Linked DNA regions of Homo sapiens: region 2 is linked to region 1. Evidence: chromatin contacts called from ENCODE Hi-C or POLR2A ChIA-PET data. All regions are on one chromosome and are shown on one strand. The core of a region is the stretch at or near the end of the contact, and the rest is flanking DNA. Distances in the headings are between cores, read along the strand shown. Region 1 holds the start of DPF2 (double PHD fingers 2). Region 2 holds the start of CCDC85B (coiled-coil domain containing 85B).

The links. Hi-C counts contacts between places; a loop is a spot of excess contacts on that map. ChIA-PET counts read pairs that join two places held with the same protein, here RNA polymerase II (POLR2A). Pooled maps may share reads with other maps.
Region 2: a loop to region 1 is called in a pooled map, with 4 times the contacts of the local background. The contact joins the promoter of CCDC85B here to the promoter of DPF2 in region 1. A Hi-C loop is called at or near these places in 1 of 50 pooled maps. POLR2A ChIA-PET finds 5 or more read pairs at or near these places in 4 of 52 experiments (GM10248, GM12878, MCF 10A and 1 more).

Annotation. Positions count from the first base shown.
Region 1 is chr11:65,332,214-65,335,641 of GRCh38, forward strand. It overlaps DPF2 (double PHD fingers 2), which reads left to right and starts at 1,639. Exons shown (of 11, transcript NM_006268.5): 1 at 1,639-1,705. The coding sequence starts at 1,674. RefSeq lists an enhancer at 1,891-1,940 and a silencer at 1,991-2,080.
Region 2 is chr11:65,889,291-65,893,075 of GRCh38, forward strand. CCDC85B (coiled-coil domain containing 85B) reads left to right here and starts at 1,383. Exons shown (of 1, transcript NM_006848.3): 1 at 1,383-2,345. The coding sequence starts at 1,494. The coding sequence ends at 2,102. FOSL1 (FOS like 1, AP-1 transcription factor subunit) reads right to left here. Exons shown (of 4, transcript NM_005438.5): 4 at 2,759-3,785. The coding sequence ends at 3,596. RefSeq lists a silencer at 1,174-1,653 and enhancers at 2,794-2,843, 2,884-3,043.

The sequences.
Region 1 (3,428 bases), core at 389-2,888:
AAATACAAAAATTAGCTGGGGGCACCTGTAATCCCAGCTACTCGGAAAGCTGAGGCAGGAGAATCACTTGAACCCAGGAGGTGGAGGTTGCAGTGAGCTGAGATAGTGCCACTGCACTCTAGCCTGGGCTGGAAGGAAGAATTTGTTAAGGAGCGACAAGAGCAAAACTCCGTCTCAAAATAAATAAATAAATAAATATAAACAAATAATGTTGTTACGAACATTCTTGTACAGCTTTATTTTTTTTTTTTTGAGACGGAGTCTCGCTCTGTCACCCAGGCTGGAGTGCAGTGGCGCGATCTTGGCTCACTGCAAACTCCGCCTCCCAGGTTCACGCCATTCTCCCACCTCAGCCTCTCCAGTAGCTGGGATTACAGGCGTCCGCCACCATGCCCGGCTAATTTTGTTTTTGTATTTTTAGTAGAGATGGGGTTTCACCATGTTAGCCAGGACGGTCTCGATCTCCTGACCTCGTGATCCGCCCACCGTGGCCTCCCAAAGTGCTGGTATTACAAGCGTGAACCAATGCTCCTGGCCTGTTTTTTTTTGTTTTTTTTTTTTAAGAGACAGGATCTTGCTATGTTGCCCAGGCTGGTCTTGAACCCCTGGGCTCAAGTGATTCTCCCACCTCACCCTCTCAAGTAGCTGGGATTACAGGCATGAGGCATTGCACTCAGCTTCTTGTACAGCTTTCTTGTGTGTATATCCAGGAGTGGACTTTGCTGGGTCATAGGGTATGTGTATTTTCAGCTTTAGTGATTATATTTATATATATATATATATATATACATATGTATATATATACATATGTATATATATGTGTATATATATATATGTATATATGTGTATATATATATGTGTATATATATATGTATATATATTTTTTTTCCTTTTTTTTTTTTTTTTTCTTGAGATGGAGCCTCGCTCTGTTGCCCAGGCTGGAGTGCAGTGATGTGGCTCCAGTGGCTCACTGGAGCCTCAAACTCCTGGGCTCAAGTGATCCTCCCACCTCAGCCTCCCTAGTAGCTGGGATTACAGGCATGCACCACCATGCCCAGCTAATCTTTTTTCTTTTTCTTTTTTTCCTTTATTTATTTATTTATTTATTGAGAAGGAGTCTCGCTCTGTCGCCCAGGCTGGAGTGCAGTGGCGCGATCTCGGCTCACTGCAAACTCCGCCTCCCGGGTTCACGCCATTCTCCTGCCTCAGCCTCCCGAGTAGCTGGGACTACAGGCGCTCGCCACCACACCCGGCTAATTTTTTGTATTTTTAGTAGAGACGGGGTTTCACCGTGTTAGCCAGGATGGTCTCCATGTCCTGACCTCGTGATCCGCCCGCCTCGGCCTCCCAAAGTGCTGGGATTACAGGCGTGAGCCACCGCGCCCGGCCCCGGCTCCTGCTCCTCTAAATATTAGAGGCAAGCCTCGAACCGGAGCTCCGGGATGCATGCCAATCTCCGGTTGCGCCTGCGCGTCGGGCTCCCGTGGGGTCCACGCATTTCCTACCCGGCCCCCGCGAACAGGCGTAAAGCTCTTTCTTCAGTGCTCGCTCTAGTGCGCGCGCCCGGACGGCGCCTGCGCAGAGGGCAAGGAACCTGGTACCCCGGTGCGGTCCCGGCGCCTGCGCGCTGCGGACTGTGGGGCTTCTCGGCCCGAGGCAGAGGAACAGGGAAGATGGCGGCTGTGGTGGAGAATGTAGTGAAGCTGTGAGTGGTCGTTTCTTTCTCTCCTAGGGCGGCAGGTTTTGTAAAGGGCCTGGGAGTAGGGGGCGGTGGGGGAAGGGACTAGGCGGAGAGAGGGACATCCCCGGGAAAGCCATGTTGCGACTCCTGGTGGGGAGGGCAACAGGAGACTCCGGAGAAGACGTTGCGCTTCTTTGGAAACTTGTGGAGGCCCTGGTGGGGGCACACTGGAGCCCCGACGGGCGGCATCCCTGCGGGGCTGTGTGGCCTCAGCGTTCCTCGGGGCTGACGGTTTCCAGAGCATGGCGCCCTGCCTGCACGCGAGACTCACCGTCCCGGTCCTCTCCCGAGACGCCTCAGTCCGGAGGAGCGGGGCCGAGGCCCGGGCGGCCCTACGGCTGGCCCGCCGCCCACCCCGCCCCGTCCCGTCCCGTTCGCTGCAGCAACAGGCTCGGCGGCCCCTGCGGAGTGCACTGCGGGGCTGGCTGTTTCAGTTCCAGGCAGCCCCGTGATGTTTGGGAGGATCTTGGGTGGCAGGTACCTAAGACTACAAATATTCTTGGGAAGAATTTATCGAGGAGCGGATCCAGAAGGGAAGGAACTTCAGGGGAGTGGGCCTTGGCCCCGTCCAGTAGCAGCCATCAAAAACCTGCAACTGGACCGAAGCCGTTCAGGACAGCTTAGCCTAAAGGGGCATCTAGGTGGGCATTCTTCCTATTATACGATACCATTGTGCTGGTCAGATTTCAAGCAAAGTTAAAGTTAATAGCTGTTGGGGCCATGGACGCTGGCCTATGAACTGCTTCCTGTGAGTTAAAGATGCTTTGGGACTTGATTTATTCCTACAGAAGAATCAGAATGAGTTTTAGATTGGGTTAATGCATGGTGGGCGAATAGAGCTTCTTTTAATGGGTATGTTGGGCTTGGTGCAAGGGTGGGAAAATTGAGTGGTGTCTAGCTGTCCAGTCAGGGTTTTTGCATTTTGACTGGATGACGAGGTAAAGGTTCGGTAACTCTTCTAAGGGACTCACAGCTTCTCATCTGTCTTTGTCGTGGCCTGAGCCCCACTCTTCCTAAGAGCCTTTTTAAAGAGTAAGTTGCTTCTCCCTCCTGCCTGAAGCCTTTTCTTTGAGAATGCTTTCCCACTTCCATTAAGCTAAGTGCCTTTCCTCCTCTTGTGGTTTGTTTTTTTTTTTTTTAAGTTGCTTTCTGCTCTATCCTGCTGTCTCTTTCAGCCACCCCTCCTCCCAACGCTATTGTCTTTCTCTCTGATCTGCCCACTCCAGTTTCCCCAGCTCTTTCTTCAGGCTGACATTTTTCTCAATTTAGAAATGACACTGTTGATCTACCATTTATCCAGTTATCCTTCCTGACTCAGATGTTCTTTCTTTGTTTCCCTGCGTCTTTGTTGACTTCCCTCATCCCATTGTAAGGGGATGTTTTACACAGGTTTCTCCAAAAATAAAAAGGAAGATTCTCATTGTACTGGGGGAGTATCAGACTTGCCTAGGTTTTGGGAGTTAAACGTAGTGAGGTTCTTCGTGTTGGAAGATTTTCCTCAGAGAAATAGGGTTGCCAGTGCTTTCAAGTTGTGTCATAAGTGAGGGGTTGCCCATTTAAACAGAGCGTGACATCTTGTTTCTCTTTGAAAAACTGTAGAGATTGTGAGCATCACCAGCCACTAATTCCTGAATGCCAGTAATGAGAAACCAACTCTCTCCTCCTCATTTCTAGCTGCACAGGGCCT
Region 2 (3,785 bases), core at 133-2,632, 560 kb after region 1:
ACCCCCACTGATGCTGCCCCAGCCGTCTTTCTGCTTAGCTCTCCTTGCTCTTGCTCTTTGACACCGTTACTAATCTCCCTGTTTATGTCCCCTCCCCGCAGGGTCCGGCCCACACAGATCAGCCCAATCTTTTTAAATACATTTTTTTTTTCGAGACAGCGTCTCGCTCTGTCGCCCAGGCTGGAGTGCAGTGGCGCGATCTCGGCTCACTGCAACCTCCGCCTCCCGGGTTCAAGCAGTTCTCTGCCTCAGCCTCCCGAGTAGCTGAGATTACAGGCTCCTCCCACCACGCCCGGCTAATTTTTGTATTTTTAGTAGAAACGGGGTTTCACCATCTTGGCCAGTTAAAGGCATATTTTAAAATGTTACTCCCTTGCTTAACATCCTTACAAATGTTACTCTCTTGCTTAACATCCTTAGTGGCCTTTGGAAATGCTCCAACCTGGTACTGGAAGTTCTTAAGAATCTGGCTTTTACCTACCTTTGAAGCCTCGCTCTCTCTCTCTTAGCATTTTCTCGACACATCTGCTTTTCAAAAACCAAGCTATCCTCATTGTTCCTAAAGCAGCTAGGCTCTTTCGGGCACCAGTGTCTTTCACTATGTTATTCTCTCTCCCTGAAATAGCTCTTTACTTGGCAAAGTCCTATGGATCTACCAGAGCCTCTTGGATAGCATCTCTTTTGGGAACCCTCTTAAGGACCCTCAGACCATACTCCTCCCGGATTTATTTCTTGCTTAACACAGCTTGACTTCCCGGACAGACTGCGACCTCCTTGAGGATGGAATCGGTATTTTGGTTAAATTTATTTCTGCATGGGCCTTGCACATAAAAAACGTTTATTGAACAAACGAATCCTGTATGTTCCTCCCCCCAGGCAGGAAACGCTCCCTGGGAGGGAGGGTAGTCTATTGGTGAGCTAGGACGTTTGGACTCAGGGTTCCGAGGAACCAGGAGCGATCCTTAGTGGGCCGAGACTTCCGAATTTGATCAAAGGTAAAGAGGGACTGGAGAGCGGTCCATCTGACTTCTGTGGGGGATGGGCAGGAGTCAGGGGCGGACGCCTGAATCTTGTTTCTCAGAAGAGCCGAGAGGCCTAGGCTCAAGCTTGGGGCGATCCGGTACTTGGAGGTTCGAAGCTCCTAGTTTCGGGTTGAGACCGATGTGGAGGGCGATGACGCGCGGGTTCCTTGACATCGAGGATCAGTAACACCCGGAGTGGGTGGGGAACGAGGGGGGCGGCCCCTGAGCTCAGGCCCCGCCCCTTTCCGGGGACGTTTCACCGGATTGGCTGTCCTTCCATAACGACATGCGGCCCCGCCCCGGCGCGCGCCCCGCCGCGTGCCCAGCCCGGGTAGCTGCTGCAGCCTACGCTGCCTCGGCCACTGCCTGCCGCGTGCGGAGCCGGAGCCCGAGCCTGAGTGGCGCCGGGCCCGACGTGGGGCTCCTGGGCCGCGGCGGCGGGCGGGCGATGCTCCAGAGGCCTGACCAGCCATGGAGGCCGAGGCAGGCGGCCTGGAGGAGCTGACGGACGAGGAGATGGCGGCGCTAGGCAAGGAAGAGCTAGTGCGGCGCCTGCGGCGGGAGGAGGCGGCGCGCCTGGCGGCACTGGTGCAGCGCGGCCGCCTCATGCAGGAGGTGAATCGGCAGCTGCAGGGCCACCTGGGCGAGATCCGCGAGCTCAAGCAGCTCAACCGGCGTCTGCAGGCAGAGAACCGTGAGCTGCGCGACCTCTGCTGCTTCCTGGACTCGGAGCGCCAGCGCGGGCGGCGCGCCGCACGCCAGTGGCAGCTCTTCGGGACCCAAGCATCCCGGGCCGTGCGCGAGGACCTGGGCGGCTGTTGGCAGAAGCTGGCCGAGCTGGAGGGCCGCCAGGAGGAGCTGCTGCGGGAGAACCTAGCGCTTAAGGAGCTCTGCCTGGCGCTGGGCGAAGAATGGGGCCCCCGCGGCGGCCCCAGCGGCGCCGGGGGATCAGGAGCCGGGCCAGCACCCGAGCTTGCCTTGCCCCCGTGCGGGCCCCGCGACCTAGGCGATGGAAGCTCCAGCACTGGCAGCGTGGGCAGTCCGGATCAGTTGCCCCTGGCCTGTTCCCCCGATGATTGAAGGCACTGCTTCCTCCACGCCGACGCCCGCCCGGATTGCTCCCCGAGCCCCGGGACCGCTGTGGACCTCGGGACCTGGACGCCGTCCTGGCTGCGCAGGAGGGGCCGCTGGCATGGACTAAGAAATCCTGACACCAAGAAGGGCCCCTCGCTCTTGCTGGCAGGGCAGCAGGGGGACTGAAGGCTGGAGCGGAGGGACTTGCTGGGGGTTGGATTGGGGGTAATAAACCCGGACGGAAGCGGAGCCCACGGCCTGGGCAGCGTCTGTTTGGTACTCGCCGGGGTTGGGGCGAGGGTGGGGTGCTGATACAGGGTACAATTCCCATCCAGAAGGACTGCAGAACTAATGATTCCCCCATTACTTCGAGCCTGGGGTGGGATGCGGGGCAGTGGTAAACCAGACTTCCCCCATCGGGCGCCGGGACCGGCCTTAATCCAGCCCCTGAAGTGGCTCCAGCTCCCTTCCCGGCTCCTTCCTGTCCAAGACAATGGGGCAGGAAGCAGGTGCTGGGGGCCTAGAACCACTCGGCCGCCTCCTCTGAGGCTGGAAGGGGGCATAACAGCGCCCCTCCGTGGCACACGCAGCAGCACTGTGGGCCCCCACGGGGAGAGGGGCGGTAAGCCTCTTCGCTTTTACCCCAGAGGACTGTCTCCCCTCAGTCCCGGAGATGAGGCCGAGCGGATGTAGCCCCACTTGTCAGATAAGACAAAGTCCAAAAATATCAAAGAATTTGTCCAAGGTCATGCAGTGAGTCTGTAGAGCTAAGGCTGGGACCTAGGGCTCCAAATACTCTCCCATTGGCCTCTGGGTCCAGTGAGGCACTCAGGCCACAGCTTCAAGCCTTTTATTCCATTTTGGTAGGTTTGTATAAAAATACTCTCTTTAGGAAAATAAATAGCAGCTGCCCTCGCTGTGGAGGCTTGGATTCCCTGGAGCTGAAGGCTTCTCAAAGCTGAGATCCGCAGATCAGCTCATCACAGAAGCCAAGGGCGCCTCCTGAGCTGTGCGGTTCAGGAGGGGGCGGCAGAATGGCCTGGTCCAATCACCTGCTGCTGCTGGCAGTGGGGCTGGTGAGTTAGTGTTCTAGGTGGGTAAAGTGGCACCTTCTGTCAGGAGATAGGGTTGGGTGGATCACAGGAAGAGGGTGATGGAGAGTGTGGCAGTGATCTGGAAGGGGTTAGGGCTCCAGAGGACCTCTAAGGATCTACAAAGTCTCTGGGCTGCCAGGATTCCTCTGGCACAAATGGGAAATATTTTGTCTCTGATTTAGTGCAAATTGTGCTAGAGAGGCCAGCTCAAGAGAAACAGTGGGCAGCTTTGGTGGCCCCAAGCTGGCTCTACTGTGAAGCACAATATGGTCAGTCTCATTAGAGGGATGGAGAAGAAGTTGCTGGAGTTGGATGTGGGATACTGTCCAGGCCAGCTGGACCGGTGGGGGAAGGGGAGGAGACATTGGCTAGGGTGGCATCTGCAGGGAGTAGGGCTCAGGCGCCTCACAAAGCGAGGAGGGTTGGAGAGCCAAGGGGGTCAGAGGATGGGTCTCCGCTGCTGCTGCTACTCTTGCGATGAGCTGAGGCACAAGGCTCAGGAGTGCTGGGGTAGGTGAAGACCAGGCTGGGGGTGAAAGGAGTTAGGGAGGGTGTGGTCATGAGTGTGGGGGTGTGCAGTGCCTCAGGTTCAAGC